2 separate regions of the Homo sapiens genome follow, and region 1 is linked to region 2. A link is a contact called in ENCODE Hi-C or POLR2A ChIA-PET data. All regions are on one chromosome and are shown on one strand. Each heading gives the region's core, a stretch centred on a gene start or an enhancer-like site at or near the end of the contact. The rest is flanking DNA. Distances are from core to core; before and after follow the strand shown. Region 1 has its middle 36 kb from the start of FOXD1. Region 2 has its middle 27 kb from the start of LINC02230.

Region 1 (3,614 bases), core at 1,027-3,526, 47 kb before region 2:
GGCAGTCATTTATTTTACATGGAGAAATCTCCTTCCAGAAAATCTATTGGTTCATGCTGTGTTTAATAAGATACTCTTATAAGATTCCTCCCAGTTCTAAAATTTGACAACCAGTTTGTTCAAACAATTCTTCAGTGCTTTCTTGACTCATTGATTAGCTCAAAATCTCAAAGACTAGAGCACAGTTTTGGGAAAAGGAAGTGATATTTTCTTCTTCCCATTCCCTATACAGATGTATGGCAGTCCTAGCCCACCTGATAATTGAAAATCTAGATTTTCTCTTAACTATTATTTTCAAAGCAATTTACAAGACTTTCTCAACTATGACAGAAATTGTTAATTGTCTCACAATATCTGCTGTTCCAGTCTTCTTTTTAATGGAAAACCCCCCTAATTTTTAGCTGGGCACATGGCTACCCTTAGAGACTATATTTTTCAGGATCACTTGCAGCTAGATATGTCCATGTGACCAAGATCTGGCCAGTAGGATGTGAGTAGAAGTGATGTGTACAACTTCTGGCATGTCCTAATACAGAAGCTGCTGTCGTTGATATCCTCTTTCTTTTTTCTACAACCTGGCACAAGGACAGATGATGGTGAGCCAGTTTTGGTCATGTAAATGAGGGCAACATCATAAAGGATGATAGAGCAAAGAGGTGAAAAGAACTTGGGCCCCCACAAAGCCCTGTCCTGCTTTGTGTGTTTTCTACCAGCTCAGACCTTCACATAAGAGACAAATCTATTTTATTTAAGCCACTATGTTACTTTTAGAGTCAGATAAAAAAGTAGTAAAAAGGTTATTTTCAAACAAAATTTGTTGTCCTGTGATAAGCTCTAATTTCTGTTCAGTAGGGCCCATATTTAGTAAAGATAACCCCAAGGTGTGGTGTTACTGGCCATTCTGGTTTATCTTTCTGTTTATTAAAGCAGCAAATCAATATGCTAACAAATGCAGCAAGTGTTCTTAGTGTATTTAAATCATGACCTGATTTATAAAATTTTGTGCTACACACATTTTCAGGAAAGCATTTATTGCATAAACCAAGGTACACCTCTATTGTCCATGGCAACACTATCCTTCTAGTCCCCTATACTGCAAATCTCGTATTCATCTCTGACTCTTCTCTTTCCCTTTTTGCCCATGTTCAATTAGTCATCAAGTCTAGGTGAAATTTTTCCTTTGTAATGCCTGTGAGATTTGACTCTTCCTCTCATATCCACAGCCTACCCTCATCCATGTTATGACCATCTTATGCTCAATTTATTAGAGTAATTCCTAGTTGTCTCCAGGTCTCTAGTGTAGCTGACTTCCAGCCTACCCATTACCAGATAAATCTTCCCAAAATAGCTTCTTCACTTTGTCATTTCATGAACTTCATATTTCTAACTGAACCATATGAAATTCCCAATAATTGACCTACAAAAGTGGCAGTTTCATATGGCCAACCTAATAATTAGCCTGAATTCAAAGAATTCCACCCCTTGAGTTCACCTTTTATTTACAGCTCCCATTAAATGATCCCTTTATTCAGTTTGCCCAGATTTCTTGGTCTTCCTCTTACCTTGGTGAACTTTCTCCTTGCTGTGCCTTTGTTGGGTGTAGTTCGCCCTCCCTAGTAAGTCTTTCTTCCTCTTCTCTGTCAATGCCACTCTCCATTTTCTTCAAGACTCAGTTCTAGACTCTTCCTCATGATAGTTCCTCTGATCAATCATCCTTTCCAGGAAACTGAATTCTTAATTTGAATTCCTATAGCATTCTCTAATAATATGAGTATCTTCTGTCCTAAATAAATTGTAAAATCCTCACGGGCTGACTGTATCTTCTAATTTCTTTAGCAATTCTTAATTTTAAAAAGTTCTGCTCATAATGGGTACTTCATAAATACTTTATGACTTAAAAAAGCCATTAAAACTGTTAACTTTCCTAGTCTGACTAAAAAAAAAGACACTCTCAGTAAAGTCCCATAGTTGTCTCTAGAATGGGAAATATGTGGCTGGGTACTAGCCAAGTAGTGGTACTTTTTCTACTGCTAGAAGAGTATGAATGGCAGGAGTTTGGGTGACCTGGCTCTCCCTATTGCTCTGTCTGTTTCTTGTGGATGCACACAAAGGGGCTCTGAATCATTCAATCAGTGTGGTTTGAAACTGAATAACCCTTCTATTTTCTTCCTTTCCTCTAACTCATCAAAGTTCTCTCTTATTCAGAGATTCGTTATTCATAGTACCTGTTGTAACTCTGCTAGACTGTGAATATTCAGGGAATGTTGACTCATGTTTGATGAATGCATATGTGAATGATCAGCAGAGTTCTTTCAAGGGAGAGCAAAACTAAAGGCTGAGAAATAGCAGGTATCAGTGCTAGGATTTTAAGCCTTCTGGCTCTAGCAGTATCAGAATGCTGTCTATGGCCCTCACCAAGTGTCATTTTTGTGTTGCTCAAAAAGGTATGATTGGTTCTCAAGACTTGCAAAAGCTCAAAAGCTCACAAGGTCAGGTGAAAAGTTGCTTAGGACTTACCTCATGAGTACCTTTTCCCAGTCTCATCACTCACATCCTCCTGTGGCACGACAGGGCTCAGACACAGCCTGTAAGTGCTAGGTTTGTTCCTTCATCGATCAAAGTCAACACAAAAGGCTAACAGGAAGGAAGGAGGAATTAGATAGAGGCAGATACCATTAAGTTAACAATTCATAAGTATACATTTTTTCATGGCTGGAAATAACCCTGATTAGGATAGTGTTATGGTGAATTCTATGTGTCAACTTGACTAGGCCTAGGGGTGCCCAGAGTAAACAGTCTTTCTGGGTGTGTCTGTGAGGATGTTTCCAAATGAGATTAGCATTTGAATCGGTGGACTCAGTCAAGCAGATTACCCTTTCCAGTGGAGGAGGGCATCATCCAATCCATTGAGGGCCTGAATAGAATAGAAGGCTGAAGAAGGAGGAATTCGTCCCTTTTTCTTCCTGCCTGCCTGCGAGCTGGGCATCAGTCTTCTCCTGCTGTTGGAGTAGGATTTATGCCATTGGTGCCCCTGGATAAATTGGGCCTTTGGACTCAGACTGGAATTTACACCACCAGCGTTTGTGGGTCTCGAACCTGCAGATGAAGGGACTTCTGAGCCTCCATAATTGTATATATTTATATTATATATTATATAGATATATAATATATATGTATCTATGTATCTAATGGTTCAATTTCTGTGAAAAGCCCTGACTAATACAGATGGCTTTAGTGTGACTTCTCTAGGCTTCTGATTTTTCTAATCTGAAATATTAAACAGTGGGATCTCTTTCCATGGTCAAAGGGTATTGTCTATGATTCTGGAGAGGAAAGAATTTGACCAGAGTTCGTGAATGATTTAATGATTAGAAAATACATCCTATCAAGACTAAGGAATTAATATTATTTGTATTTATATTATTTAGTCTGGAGGGGAAAAAGGAATGAAGAGTACCTTTATAATGTTTTTTAAATATAAGAAAATTTGTTGACCAGCTATTCTCAATTTCACCTGAAAATAGAGGAAAAGTAAGGAATGAATTTCAAAGCACTATGGGGAATGTAAGGCCGACTTTTCTGCCACTATAGAGAGTGGTTCTCAAATTTTAATG
Region 2 (3,678 bases), core at 3-2,502:
CATGCAATCTAGGGATCTGGGTTGCCTGCTCCTTATGAGAATCTAACTAATGCCTGATGATCTGAGATGGAACAGTTTCATCCTGAAACCACCCTGCCCCCTGTCCGCGGAAAAACTGTCTTCCACGAAACCCGTCCCTGGTGCCAAAATGGTTGAGGACCAGTGATCTAAATAGAGACCTCAAATTACCTGTCTCCAGCACCACTGCTCATGAGAGCTGTTCCCTGTGGAAGCCAGATTCTTCAACTGTTGGAAATCAGCGGGGAGGCTCGTTTAGGAGACTGGCCGCTGAATAAGGCTTGGCAAAATGTCAGCTTGGACACTCTGTTCCTTTTTGCTGCTGTCATTTCTGCGGTCACAGGACAAGGCCTTGGGGTAAAGAGATGTCTTTATGAGGGGGCTCCTGAGGATACCTCAGTTTCCCTTCTTCTGCCTGTCCCGCTCCTCAGGAGGACACCACAAGCACTTCCCTCAGGCCACCTGTGTGGAACACATACCACTAAGAGCAACAAGTGCAAGGGTTTCTCAGGGATCACACCTCATCAAAGTGGCAGCCCAGGCACTGGCTGTGCCCACCCTGCGGTCCCCTCCCTGCCCACCTCTCTCTCATGCCTTCTGCTCTGCTCTCCTGGTGGGTGACGTTCTTTCCTCCCTGGCACAGGTGCCTCAATCTAGGTAGTCCCAATCCGAGGTTAGCTGTCACTCTTTTCGCATCAGCACAACCAGGAGCATTTTTCATTCCCATAGATGGCTCTAAAGGACAGATTAAATGGGAAGCTTTTGATCAAACCAGTTCTGAGAAGGAAAGGGAAATCCCAGCCCACCAAAGGCTTTTAAGCAGGCCTGCTGAGATGCGATGCAATGCAATGAAAGTAGTACTGTCTCAACTGGGCCACAGTAGTTCAAGCCGGCTAATAAAAACAAAAGCTCTGGGTTTATTTGTTTAACTGACAAATAAAGCCCAGAATAGTCAAGTGGGTTGAAAACTATTCAAATGATTCACATCAGAACACTGGCCATTGTTTAGTCCACAGCAGTGCCAGTGGAACAACGCCGGATACATGCCTGATCATTTATCTGCAGATTTAATGAAAACATATACAGTTGCTGCAATAATTTAGTAGCTTACTGAGCCATCTCCTGCAGGCCAAAGAGGTGTGTTTGGAGTTATAAATATGTTTTCCTCAATTGTCTTGGTGAGTCAGGGCTAGAACAATGTTTACCACCTATGACATGCTCAATAAATAAATAAATTTATTGCTTCATTTTGTGCTGTGGGATAGGCAGAAACCAAGACTGCTGCAGAGTGAGGAGGCCTGTGTCATAGGAATGATGCCATAACTGGAACAGTCTGAAAAAGACAAAGCTGTAACCTTTGGGTCACTCAAAATTTAAAGTCTTGATAGGGGAACCTATTGGTTGAGCTCTTATCACAGGCAGGCCAATGGCTATATTAACACAATGAGAGGGAAAAGATCTAATCTCTCAGTTTCTGTGATAGGAGATAGGTATAGTCTCACCAAAACTACACAGAAGGGGAAGAGGTAATTCCCCCAAAGGAATCAGGCTGTTGATTAGGAAGAGAGAATAGAAACCTGGTGGACAAAAAACAACCATTATTTCTTCCATCCGAAGTACAGAAAATCACTTGAAACAAACTAAATTGAATGACAGCTCCTCTCTGAATGAGGGTGTCCAGTAGTGAAATGATTAAGTGTTTACAATGAGACCTTAATTTTGGAAATTCTGGAAAGGTAATTTTTCTGGCAAAGGTGTGTGTGAGCTAAAGGAATATCTGAAACAGTTTCTAACTCTTCTGCTCAACTTGGTTGTGGAGACTGTTTTAACAGAGACAAAGTGAAGTAAAACATGGAGCATTTATATGGTGAATCTGAACCAAGTTAGAAAAGTTAAATTGAATAAACTTGCCTTGTGGGGATCTTCAGACATTTCTTCCAATTAACAAATTTAATAGGTGAGTAGCCCTTCAAGTACTGAGAGGGATGGACAAGGAAAATCAGAAAACAGTTAGAATCTATATGTAATTTATTAGCATTCACAGTTAATATATGTATTTCCCATGCACATATGCTATTAGCCAGTGACAGCAGCATAGTGAGCAATGAGCAGTAGCTCACCATTCTGCACATGCTGTCAGCCAACGAGTCCTGCAGGTTATCCTGGGTAGACTGTGTGAGGCAGTGTTATTAAGAGGGCTGTTTCAAAGAAACAAAGGCAAAAGATCACACTGGACCGCATTATGAGTTTTACTGCAGCTCATGCTCCTTTGAGGATATGGTTGAAGAAACACAAGGTATAGTTCAGCAGTCAGTGAGGGATTGGTGGAAGTCCTTTGACATGATGAAAGAGCTCACAAATACTGCAGCAGCCTTGGAAGATTTAGCAACAATTTTCTGAACGGGAGCTGAAGGAACTGTGTCTAGATACAAGTCATGACTTCAGGGAATCAGAATGAACAGAAATGGAATTGGCAAGGCACAGTCTGCTCCCCATCTGCAGAGGGAGGGACCAGGTAGTACTCCCTCTCCCAGGAATGCCTTCTCCTCACCAGATGGAGGAGGCCAGTATATAAGATACAGCCTGCCTCAAGGAGCTGCTCTTTCCCCACTGATTTTTCAGAGGATTGACTCAGCTTTTCACTTTGCAGAGCAATTCAGCAAGGCTTTAGGAGAAGGGAAATCTGTGTGTCTCTATAGTCTTCAGCACGGTTTTGTGGTTCCAGCAGGTATTCCATTAAGACTCTTGGTGGATAAACCACAGATAACATTTTCCATGCCTCATTGTGTGTAATCTTAGTAATAAAGTGCTTGGCCAATATTTTATTGATTATTGAGAATTATGAGTAATAATGGTTGTGTTTGCTGGAAAGCTTCTAGGGAAACATAGTGGAAACATATTTTTTGTCATAGCAAGGAAACAAGTGTGTTAGTTTTTAAGGAATTTTTATAAAATAATTAGGATTGCTTTTTTATTTTATTTTATTTTTGAGATGGAGTCTCACTCTGTCACCCGGGATGGAGTGCAGTGGCATAATCTCAGCTCACTGGAACCTCCGCCTCCTGGGTTCAAGCGATTCTCCTCCCCCAGCCTCCCAAGTAGCTGGGACTACAGGCGTGCACCACCATGCCCAGCTAATTTTTGTATTTTTAGTAGATACAGGGTTTTGCCATGTTGGCCAGGCTGGTCTTGAACTCCTGGTCTCAGGTGATCCACCCACTTTGGCCTCCCAAAGTGTTGGGATTACAGACATGAGCCACTATGAATGGCCTAGGATTGCCTTTTTAAAAAGGCTTCTAAAATAAAGACTATGGTGTGATGCCGAAGATGAGTGATTTGCTTGGACAATTTAGAAATCAATTTGTGAGAAGTACTGTTAACACTGAAGAACTAAAATGTAAGACTAGTTATTATGTTTATGCATACTCACCCCCAGAAATTTGGCTTCATGGAATGGGTACATTGAATTAAGTCCAACTAAGCAGTGTTTCACTCATATTCTTGGGCTTCTTCATAAAAATACGTTCATGCATTTTAATTCAAGTGGATAAAATACTCTAAAAATATTTAAACTTTGTGTCAATATAAACAGGATTAAAATGACAGTAACCAAACTATTTGTTTCATGTAAAATACAGCTTTTTTTTAAAAAAATGGAGA

The links. Hi-C counts contacts between places; a loop is a spot of excess contacts on that map. ChIA-PET counts read pairs that join two places held with the same protein, here RNA polymerase II (POLR2A).
Region 1: a loop to region 2 is called in a map of mammary epithelial cell, with 2.9 times the contacts of the local background. The contact joins two enhancer-like sites. A Hi-C loop is called at or near these places in 2 of 168 maps with a recorded cell type or tissue (PC-3 and mammary epithelial cell). POLR2A ChIA-PET finds 5 or more read pairs at or near these places in 6 of 52 experiments (AG04449, BJ, H1 and 3 more).

Annotation. Positions count from the first base shown.
Region 1 is chr5:73,411,358-73,414,971 of GRCh38, reverse strand. No RefSeq gene overlaps it. Among named protein-coding and RNA genes, the nearest start is that of FOXD1, 36 kb to the left of the region's middle. Within about 2 kb of position 2,276, at least 3 of the 41 ENCODE cell types and tissues checked have a DNase peak (open chromatin) inside an H3K27ac peak, as active enhancers do; they include PC-3 and mammary epithelial cell, where a contact is called at or near this core.
Region 2 is chr5:73,363,010-73,366,687 of GRCh38, reverse strand. No RefSeq gene overlaps it. Among named protein-coding and RNA genes, the nearest start is that of LINC02230, 27 kb to the right of the region's middle. Within about 2 kb of position 1,252, at least 5 of the 41 ENCODE cell types and tissues checked have a DNase peak (open chromatin) inside an H3K27ac peak, as active enhancers do; they include PC-3 and mammary epithelial cell, where a contact is called at or near this core.